3 separate regions of the Homo sapiens genome follow, and all the other regions are linked to region 3. The links are chromatin contacts, found by Hi-C or POLR2A ChIA-PET in ENCODE. All regions are on one chromosome and are shown on one strand. The core of a region is the stretch at or near the end of the contact, and the rest is flanking DNA. Distances in the headings are between cores, read along the strand shown.

What was found. Hi-C counts contacts between places; a loop is a spot of excess contacts on that map. ChIA-PET counts read pairs that join two places held with the same protein, here RNA polymerase II (POLR2A). Pooled maps may share reads with other maps.
Region 1: a loop to region 3 is called in a pooled map, with 2.0 times the contacts of the local background. The contact joins two enhancer-like sites. A Hi-C loop is called at or near these places in 1 of 50 pooled maps. POLR2A ChIA-PET finds 5 or more read pairs at or near these places in 5 of 52 experiments (CD4-positive, alpha-beta T cell, GM12878, H1 and 2 more).
Region 2: a loop to region 3 is called in a pooled map, with 2.7 times the contacts of the local background. The contact joins two enhancer-like sites. A Hi-C loop is called at or near these places in 1 of 50 pooled maps. POLR2A ChIA-PET finds 5 or more read pairs at or near these places in 3 of 52 experiments (OCI-LY7, activated CD4-positive, alpha-beta T cell and naive thymus-derived CD4-positive, alpha-beta T cell).

The regions. Positions count from the first base shown.
Region 1 is chr16:68,256,291-68,259,854 of GRCh38, forward strand. It overlaps PLA2G15 (phospholipase A2 group XV), which reads left to right. Exons shown (of 6, transcript NM_012320.4): 6 at 2,856-3,564. The coding sequence ends at 3,367. Among named protein-coding and RNA genes, the nearest start is that of SLC7A6, 6.5 kb to the right of the region's middle. Within about 2 kb of position 1,926, at least 20 of the 41 ENCODE cell types and tissues checked have a DNase peak (open chromatin) inside an H3K27ac peak, as active enhancers do.
Region 2 is chr16:68,368,169-68,371,466 of GRCh38, forward strand. It overlaps SMPD3 (sphingomyelin phosphodiesterase 3), which reads right to left. Exons shown (of 9, transcript NM_018667.4): 3 at 2,691-3,298. Among named protein-coding and RNA genes, the nearest start is that of PRMT7, 59 kb to the left of the region's middle. RefSeq lists enhancers at 354-553, 1,518-1,707. Within about 2 kb of position 1,548, at least 2 of the 41 ENCODE cell types and tissues checked have a DNase peak (open chromatin) inside an H3K27ac peak, as active enhancers do.
Region 3 is chr16:68,117,317-68,120,846 of GRCh38, forward strand. All of the region lies in intron 1 of NFATC3 (nuclear factor of activated T cells 3), which reads left to right. Among named protein-coding and RNA genes, the nearest start is that of NFATC3, 34 kb to the left of the region's middle. RefSeq lists a silencer at 1,756-1,885. Within about 2 kb of position 1,860, at least 2 of the 41 ENCODE cell types and tissues checked have a DNase peak (open chromatin) inside an H3K27ac peak, as active enhancers do.

The DNA.
Region 1 (3,564 bases), core at 676-3,175, 140 kb after region 3:
AAGGGCGACTCCGATGCGATGTGTTGAACATTGAAGGATGATAACACAGAGGCTGTTTTGATTTATGGTTAAGTACGTGCACAAGAAACAGTAGATAAAGTGGAAATCTCAGTGGCCTTCCTGGATCTGGGGTTAATCAGAAGCCAACATGGTGGATTAGTATCCAAAATGGAGTTGCTTTGGTCTCCACAATGACTATTCTCTTGGGTCAGCCCTGTTTTTTTTTTAATTTTTATTTTTTGAGACAGAGTCTGGTTCTGTCACCCAGACTGGAATGCAGTGGTGCAATCTTGTCTCACTGCAACCTCTGCCTCCCGGGTTCAAGCGATTCTGCCTCAGCCTCCTGAGTAGCTGGGATTACAGGTGCCCGCCACCATGCCTGGCTAAGTTTTGTGTTTTAGTAGAGATGAGGTTTCATCATGTTGGCCAGGCTGGTCTTGAACTCCTGACCTCAGATGTTCCACTCGCTTCGGCCTCCCAAAGTGCTGGGATTACAAGTGTGAGCCACTGTGCCTGGCCATCCCTCCCTCTTACCCCATCCTTACTTCTTCATCCCCACCTTCACCGCAGAGGAGGAAGGCTAGAGCATTTTTTTTTTTTTTTTGGAGGCAGGGTCTTTCTCACTCTGCCATCCAGGTTGGAGTGCAGTAGCGTGATTTTGGTTCATGCAACCTCCACCTTCCAGGTTCAAGTGATTCTCCTGCCTCAGCCTCCCGGGTAACTGGGACTACAGGCGCGTACCACCACACCCGGCTAATTTTTGTATTTTTAGTAGAGACTGGGTTTCACTATGTTGGCCGGGCTAGTCTCTAACTCCTGACCTCAAGTCAGGAGGATCTGCCTGCCTCAGCCTCCCAAAGTGCTGGGATTACAAGCATGAACCACCGCACCCGGCCAGATTTTTTTGTATTTTTAGTAGAGATGGGGTTTCACCATTTTGGTCAGGCTGGTCTTGAACTCCTGACCTCAAATGATCTGCCCACCTTGACCTCCCAAAGTTCTGGGATTACAAGGATGAGCCACTGCACCTGGCCTCTAGACTACAGTTTTTTATTTATGAGTTGCGCCTCCATCTGTGGGCAGCACGGAGCCTCTGTAGGCAACACAGGGAGGAAGCAGGTGCAGATCTGGCTGGGCCTGCTTGCCTGGCAATTGGGAAAGCCACCCCTTTTATGGCTCCTCCCCCGTCTTTTCATGACTGTTGCAGCTCACCAGCTGCAGCTGTAGAGTAGAGCTTCTTCCTCTAGAAGGGAGCTTTCCTCCCTCTGCTAGGACTTGGGGGAGGCTTATGGACCCTCACTTTGGGAGCTATGAGCCAGGGCTGTGCCAAGCATCTCATGAGCTCAAGTGCCTGCCACTGCTTGACCTGCTTGGTCTACTGGCATTGTGATTGGGTCAGGCCCAGTGACTCTGAGTTGGCTGGAAGACACTCAGATTTAGTGAGGACTCATTATAGCCACCACTTCGGTCTAGCCTGGGCCTGGAGGGACGGATGTGGGCATACCCTGAGTTTAGACAGGTAGCCCCGGCCCCTTTCAGAGTTTCTCTGTGAGTCCCCTTAGAGCTTTGTTTCAAAGGCTGGGAAGCTGTTCTGTCCTGCCTTGGCAGTCCAGGACTGGGTGTGTGGTGCGGGGAGGTGGAAGTCCGTGCACCCCTAGGGGCTTTCCTTGCCTCAGGGGTCCCCCAGCCAGGCCACAGCAGGCAGAGCTGAGGCCCTACAGTCAGTCTGAGAGGCCTCCCTGCTTTCAGATACAGGGTGGGGTGATGGGTGACCATGGATCCTGAACAGGCCAGAGGCCCCTGTTCCCAAGTTGCAGCTTTTACTTCCTGGAGGCCTCCCTGACTGCCGGGTGTTTGTGTTGTTCACATTCCTGTGTATAGGGACTCCGCCTCCATCTGCAGCCTCCCCTCGTGCCCTGTCTCCAGCACGCCTGGCTGCCCAGGTCAGCGCACATGCAAGTGGGTGGAATGAGGCCACGGCTGGCTGAACGCTGGTCTGAGCTTAGGAAAAGAAAAACTGGTACACAGTTCAGTGTCATAAAAGGGAAAGCAGAACATGTCATCTCCGAGTTGCCAACCTGCTGACTCACTTTAGACTAGGTCAGTGCCCACAGGCCTGATCAGCACTTGGAGGATGGTAGAGTTTACAGGCAAGGAAGCATCATAAATCACCCTGTGGGTATGTGCCGCCTTACTCCCTGGTGAGGAAAGCAAAAAAAACAAAACATAGCTTGGATGTGTGGTTCCCAGATGTAGCAAAAATAAAGAGAAACAATAAAAGCCAAGGCAAGCAAACTGGGCAACATAGCAAGACCCCATCTGTATAAAAAGTGGAAACATTTTTAGCCCAGGCGTGGTGGGACGTGCTTGTAGTTCCAGCTATGCAGGAGGCTGACATAGGAGGATCACTTGAACCCAGGAGGTGGAGGTTGTAGTGAGCCAAGACTGTACCACTGCACTCCAGCCTGGGTGACAGAATGAGACCCTACTTCAAAAAAAAAAAAAAGGAAAAATTTGCCAGGCATGAGGCATGGTGGCGCATACCTGTAGTCCCAGCTACTCCAAAGGCTGAGGCGGGAGGATTGGTTGAGCCTGAGAGGTTGAGGCTGCTGTGAGCCGTGATCATGCCATTATACTCCAGCCTGGGCAACAGAGTGAGACCCTGTCTCAAAAAGAAAAAAAAAGAGCCAAGGCAGGGATGGGAGTCACAGTGATTACAATGATGATAACCGGGTAGAGATGCGGGACTGTGGACTGGGCCCCTGGCTGGGGTCTGGCAGGGGCCTGGTGGTGAACATGCTGCCCAACCAGCTGGCATTCCTAAGCACAGACTGACCAGAGCCTTCTCCCTGCAGGAGACAACAACCGGATCCCAGTCATCGGGCCCCTGAAGATCCGGGAGCAGCAGCGGTCAGCTGTCTCCACCAGCTGGCTGCTGCCCTACAACTACACATGGTCACCTGAGAAGGTGTTCGTGCAGACACCCACAATCAACTACACACTGCGGGACTACCGCAAGTTCTTCCAGGACATCGGCTTTGAAGATGGCTGGCTCATGCGGCAGGACACAGAAGGGCTGGTGGAAGCCACGATGCCACCTGGCGTGCAGCTGCACTGCCTCTATGGTACTGGCGTCCCCACACCAGACTCCTTCTACTATGAGAGCTTCCCTGACCGTGACCCTAAAATCTGCTTTGGTGACGGCGATGGTACTGTGAACTTGAAGAGTGCCCTGCAGTGCCAGGCCTGGCAGAGCCGCCAGGAGCACCAAGTGTTGCTGCAGGAGCTGCCAGGCAGCGAGCACATCGAGATGCTGGCCAACGCCACCACCCTGGCCTATCTGAAACGTGTGCTCCTTGGGCCCTGACTCCTGTGCCACAGGACTCCTGTGGCTCGGCCGTGGACCTGCTGTTGGCCTCTGGGGCTGTCATGGCCCACGCGTTTTGCAAAGTTTGTGACTCACCATTCAAGGCCCCGAGTCTTGGACTGTGAAGCATCTGCCATGGGGAAGTGCTGTTTGTTATCCTTTCTCTGTGGCAGTGAAGAAGGAAGAAATGAGAGTCT
Region 2 (3,298 bases), core at 298-2,797, 250 kb after region 3:
GGCAGAGGAGCCCATGAAGGGAAGAGAGGATTGTGTGGCTGGCCGCTGAGGGAGCTCCATGAGGTGGTGTGGCCACACCCAGTGTGGGACCAAGACAAGCAGGGGCCAGGGGTACAGGAGCCCCTCATCGGGGTTGTGGCTGGGGCAGAGCTGGAGCTAAGGGTGGCGGGGGCAGGGGGGCGGGAGGTGGTACAAGGTGACGTTCAGACTTCCTGAGGCAGTGGAGGGCATAAGAGGAGTCACACCTGGCCTCAGACGAGGAGGGTGGCTGAAACCACAGCAGGGCTGATGCAGAGGAGGGGGCCTGGGCCAAGGGAGCTGGAGATGTGGGGTGCACCCAGGGCCATCTGGAAAGTGAGCTAGGGGCCTGGAATGGATGGGTCGGGCACAGGACAGAGCAGCCAAGGTGGTCCTTCTGGCTTCAGGATGGCAGAACACAGAAGAGGAGCAGCCCGGGGCAGAGGCTGAGTCTGGTTTGCGAGTGAATGGGGATGTGTCCTGGAGGCAGCCAGATGTAGGGCTGGGGGGAGAGGTCTGGGCCAGGACAAAGCAGAGGGGCCTCAGAAAGGGCAGAAATGGAAGCTGCAGAGTCTCACTCCCAGGCAGGTGTCATGATGGTTGCTGGGAAACCCCACTGCGGGGCAGCCAACCACGGCTCCAGCTCACTGCAGCCGCGTGGGGTACGGAATGTGGCAGGCCTGGGGCTGCTGAGAGAACCTGCAAACCGGGTTTTCTGTGAAATATCTTGATTTTAACATATTGGTCAAGGCTGGGTATGGTGGCTCACGCCTGTAATTCCAGCACTTTGGGAGGCCGAGGTGGGCAGATCACCTGAGGTCGGGAGTTTGAGATCACCCTGACCAACACGGTGAAACTCCGTCTCTACTAAAAATAAAAAATTAGCCAGGCGTGGTGGTGCATGTCTGTAATCCCAGCTACTTGGGAGGCCATGGCAGGAGAATTGCTTGAACCCGGGAGGCAGAGGTTGTGGTGAGCCGAGATCGTGCCACTGCACTCCAGCCTGGACAACAAGAGTGAAACTCCGTCTCAAAAAAAAAAAAAAAAAATTGGTCAATACAAAAAATTTTTGAATGTCATAGATCAGGTTACAGTTTGAGACCCAGGAGGTAGAGGAAGATGAAAAGAACTTTCAGGACAGAACCTGGGAGGAGGGGCTGTCCCAGGCAGACACTGTTGAGCTCAGTGGGAACAGTGAGGGTGCCCCACAGAGGAGGGAGGTGGGGACAGGATGTGTGGATTGATCTGTGCAGAAGTGGGCTGGGGTAGGGGGCGGGGGAGGGCCCGGCCTCTGAGCCACCTGTAGTAGGGTGGGAGTGAGGGGTGGGAGTAAGGGGCACATCCTCCCACCCTGGACCTGGCAACACATCCCCTTCCTCCCCAGAAAGTCACTCTAGCTGTCGAGACAAAAATATATCCAGGGAACAGAACACCAACGGACCATATGCCAAAATGGGAAGGTTGGATCTATCTGTCAGGAGTTGCTTCAATTTCAGCATCCCTTGCTGTGAATGAAGAGCAGAGGACCCAAACTCTGGGCCTGGCAGAGCCACACAAGAGCCATGGACGAACCAGAAGTGGGGGCCAGGGCCCTTGCTGCCTGCCCTGGCTCCCATAGGGCTTGAAGACAAGCTCTGCCACTCATGGCAGGCGCCAGGTTGCGCACCAGTGTTTCCCTGGGCAGGCGGAGTGTGGTTGCTTCTGAAGGCGAACTGGGAAGTGAGGAAACCTGCCCTAGGCAGGCCTCTGAACCGCAGCCCTCCCTGCAAAGCCACCACTTTTTCATGTCTCACCCTAAAGGGACAGAACCCACATCTGAAACAGCTGCTGCCTCTCAGGGCAGAAAGCCCTGTGCTGCATCCACTGGCCAAATGACACTTCAGAAAACCGTGGAAGCACCATGAGCGGCTTTTGGATAGAGAACAAAAGTCGACACTCTGAGCATCTCAGGCGCAGTAGAAGATAATGTGTAATGACCAAATTACCACAGCCTAAAAACTCCTCCAATCGAATCCAAATTAGCAGAAATAATTATGATTCACTTTAATTAGTGACTATGGAAGCGAAACCATGGCTGGTGGGCAGACAGCCTGGCAGGGCAGCTGCACGACAGCCAGGAGGGAGGGGTGTCCAGGCCAGGGAAGCTAGTGGCCTCAGTGAGCCAGGCGGTGTCACGGCCTGGAGACCTGAGGGTCCCGTCTGCTTGCCTGATGCGCTTGGTCTGGGCTGGTCTCTCTGCCTCGTTATGAACCGACAGGGCCCCTACCTCCTGTTCTTCCTCACTTTATCACTGCCACCATCTCCACGGCTACCACCGCCACTCTTGCGCCAGCTCGGAACCCTTCCCAGGCCTTACTGCTCTGTTCCACTCCCACCCTCTCTCCACTTTACAGTTGGGGAAATGGTGGCTCAGAGATCTGAGGAACGGGCCCAGATCACCCAGATGGGTCTGTCTGAGCCCAGAGCCTCGGTGCTCATCCCTGCATTGGTCTTGACCCTGTCCCCGAGCCAGGGCCCTGCTGTTTGGCTCCAGGAAAGACCGCGTCTGCCTCCCACTCCAACCTCCCACTCCAGCCCCCATGACGATGAGGACTCCCCGCTGCAGCCCCCCTGCCTACATGGCTCTAGGACCAGCTGGCACGTGGTCCTCAGGCTGGGCCGAGGTCTCCTACCTTGAGAAACAGAGCTCCCTTAGAGGCCAGGGCATCGTCGTTACACTTGTTGGGGTAACAGTGATAGGCCACGTCCATGATGGGGTAGCGGCTGGCAAAGAGGAGGCCGCTGTTGAGACACTTGAAGCTGCAGCAGCCCTGGCAGCCGTAGACCCCGACGTCGTACAGGATGTACTCGAAGTAGCCGTGCAGCTGCTCTTTCAATTTGGTGGCTGCTCGCTTGTCAAACACCTCCTGCAGGCACAGGAAGTCCAGGTTGGCGGGGAAGAAGGCGGAGACCTCATGGTCGAAGGCCTCGTCGGGGTGCCGCCTCCTGCGTGCAGCCGCCTTCTTCACCACCGAGGCCTTGTACAGGAGCTTGCTGTTGGCACCTGGCTCCCCGCTGGCACTGGTGTCTGGCCCAGCTCGCCCCTTCACCAGGGACTCCCGGGAGGCCGAGGGGCTGCCCAGGCTCCCTGAATCCCCGTCCTGCTGATTATGGTTGGGCGTCTGGCCCCTTGGGCCCCCGCCAGCTCCGTTCCTGGCCTGGCCCCCAGGCACAGGGTCGTCAGCTTCAGGTGGCCGGCCGCCCTCCTCGCCACCGATGCGCACGATGCAGGCATCCTCCG
Region 3 (3,530 bases), core at 610-3,109:
GAGGATTTTGCTCCTAAATTTATATCAGATCATATATATCAAATGGTGATACTTTTCTGTTTAGAATGCTCCATTGGTTTCCCATCTCGCAAGGCCTTACTTGACTAGCCTCTCCCTGAGCACCCCTAGCTCTCATTATTCTGCCTCCTTACTCAGGAGTAACATAGATTCTCTAAGGGAAGCAATTCCAACAACCTTATTTATTTATTTAGACAGGGTCTTGCTCTGTCACCGAGGATGGAGTGCAATGGCGCTATCTTGGCTTACAGCAACCTCCGAATCTCAGGCTCAAACGACCCTCCTGCCTCAGCCTCTCAGGTAGCTGGGACTACAGTACAGGCATGTGCCACCATGCCTGGCTACTTTTTGTATTTTTATTTTTGTAGAAATGGGTTTTTGCCACATCGTCCAGGCTGGTCTCGAACTCCTGAACTCAAGCCATTTGCCTGCCTCGGCCTCCCAAAGTTCTGGGATTACAGGTGTGAGCCACCATGTCCGGCCCCAACAACTTGAACAAATGATTTATTATAGACCTAATAAATGTCAGGGACTTACTTGGTAGGTACTGGAGATACAGCAGTTGAAGTTGTTCTCATATATAATAGAAATCATGTCATTCCCCTTTTTAAAACTCTTACATGGTTTCCATTATTCTTTGAATAAAATCCAAAGCCCTTACTACAGTTCTTCTATGTCTTGGCTTCTTCTAGCTCTACCCTTTCAGTTGTTAACTCTAGCCATCTTGGGCGTTTCTTAAAGAAACCAAGGCGTTATTTGACTCAGACTGTTTATGCCTATTCTCCTGTGTTGCAACTATCACCTTCTCTCCCCAGCCCCGCTGACTCTCTTTCTTTGCTTGCTGGTTCCTATTTATCTTTCAGGTTTTAGCTTACATGCTACCCTCTCAAAAAGGCCATCTCTGTAATCTCTGTAAAACAAGTTCCTTGTCTGATTCTCTCTTCTACCACTTAGTAGCACTTACCATTTTTAATTTGTGTTTTTGTCAGTCTCTCCTGAGACTGACTGCTTAATGAGGGCGGGGGACCATATGTGTGTTATTTACTTTTTATGTACCTACCATCTATAACAGTTTCTATAAAATATTAATCACATCATTAATAGTTGGTGAATGAATGAGCACCTTCTTCACTTGGCTTCTGGGATGCTGCATTCTTTTGGTTATTGTTCCATTTCACTGATGTCTCTTCTAACCTCTTAACTCATTCTTCTTTTTCTCCCTAATCCTAAACTTTGGAGTTCCTTGTGCCTCAGTTGCCTACTTTCTTCTCTATTTGTACTAATTTCTTAGTGATCTTTTGGTCTTATGGCTTTAAATTTCATATATACGTTAATGATTCCCACATTTACATAGCTAGCTTGTGTTCTTATGCACAAATATCTATTTGACATTTCCACTTGGAAAGCTTACTGGACTCTCATATTTAATATGTACAAAGTAGAAGTTTTGGTTTCTTATCTCAAGTCTGTCTCACTTTCTTTATTTCAGTAATTGCTGTTCTTTCAGAAATTCAGAAAATTTCAGAAATACTGTATTGTTGTTGTTGTTTTTTGAGACAGCCTCGCTCTGTTGCCCAGGCTGGAGTGCAATGGCGCGATCTTGGCTCACTGCAAGCTCTGCCTCCTGGGTTCACGCCATTCTCCCACCTCAGCCTCCCGAGCAGCTGGGACCACAGGCGCCTGCCACCACGCCCGGCTAATTTTTTGTATTTTCAGTAGAGATGGGGTTTCACCGTGTTAGCCAGCATGGTCGTGATCTCCTGATCTCGTGATCCACCCGCCTCGGCCTCTCAAAGTGCTGGGATTAAAGGTGTGAGCCACTGCGCCCGACCAATACTGTGTTTTTAATAATAGTTCAAGGCTTTAAACCTTGGTGTCACCCTTGACTGTTCTTTCACATCCAGTCAACAAGTTCCGTCAGCACTACTTTAATCCAAAATCTGACTTCTTAATGCTGCTTCTGCTTTTACAGCTCACTACCACTTAGGTCCTGTATTCCATCTTTTCTCACCTGGATGATTACAGTAGCCTCCTAAATTTATATCAGTTCATATATATCAAATGATGATACTTTTCTGTTTAGAATGCTCCAGTGGTTTCCCATCTCGTAAGGCCTTACTTGACTAGCCTCTCCCTGACCACCCGTAGCTCTCATTATTCTGCCTCCTTACTCAGTTCAAGTCCCACTGGCCTTGTTTTTTCTCATACAGTACACTTCAACAATGCTGTACCTCAGGTCTTTGCACTTACTATTATCCTCTGCCTGCATTATGCCCCTAAATTTCTGTATAGCTCAGTTACATTAATATTCTTCTGCTATTTCCTCAAGTATTAGAGAAGGCTTTCCAGACTTTCCTATTAAATTAACATCTTTGCCTCCTCTATATTTTTTCCCGTTTTATTTTCTCTTACAGCAAATATCACTACCTGACATATTTTACTAGAATGTAAGCTCCATGAGGAGGGGATTTTGTTTTGTTTACCATGGTGTTTTTAGTATTCAGAACATGCCTGCTTACATAGTAGTTGCTAAAAAATTTTTTTGTTAAATGAATAAGTTGAATCATGTTGTTTCCAGTGTAGACAGAATAGGTATATGTGGTTGAAAAATGAACAGCACAAAGTTAGCTCCCCAAAAATGGCAAAGTGAAATAAAGAAACATTTCTGAAGAACATTGTTGAACTGTAATCCCAGCACTTTGGGAGGCTGGGGCAGTTGGATTGCCTGAGCCCAGGAGTTCAAGATTAGGCTGGGCAACAAAACGAGACCCTGTCTCTACAAAAAAAAAAAAAAAAAATTGCTGGGAGTGGTGGCATGCACCTGTGGTCTCGGCTACTTGAAAGGTTGAGGTGGGAGGATCACTTGACCCAGAAGTTTGAGGCAGCAGTGAGCTATGAGTGCACCACTGCACTCCAGCCTGGGTGACAGAGCGAGACCTAGTCTCAAAAAAAAAAAAAAAAGTCCGGGTGTGGTGGCTCATGCTTGTAATCCTGGCACTTTGGGAGGCCAAGGAGGGTAGATTGCTTGGGGTCAGGAGTTTGAGACCAGCCTGGACAACATGGCAAAACCCTGTCTCTACTAAAAATAACAAAAATTAGCCGAGTGTCATGGCAGGCACCTGTAATTCCAGCTACTTGGGAGGCTGAGGCTTGAGAATCGCCTGAACTTCGGAGGCAGAGGTTGCAGTGAGCCAAGATCGCACCACTGCATTCAAGCCAGAGAGAGACTCTGTCTCAGAAAAAAAAAAAAAAAAAAAAATTAGCTAGGCATGGTGGCGAGTGCCTGTAGTCCCAGCTACTCAGGAGACTGAGACAGGAGGCAGGAGAATTGCTTGAATCCAGGAGGCAAGATTGCGCCACAGCACTCCAGCCTGGGCGACAGAGCAAGACTCCATCTCAAACAAACAAACAAACAAACAAAGAAAAACCCACTTTTGGAACTCTCCTACCTTTGACTACTTGTTATGTTGGATAATATATACAGGTTGATAATGCAGGTTGTTATGTTGGAT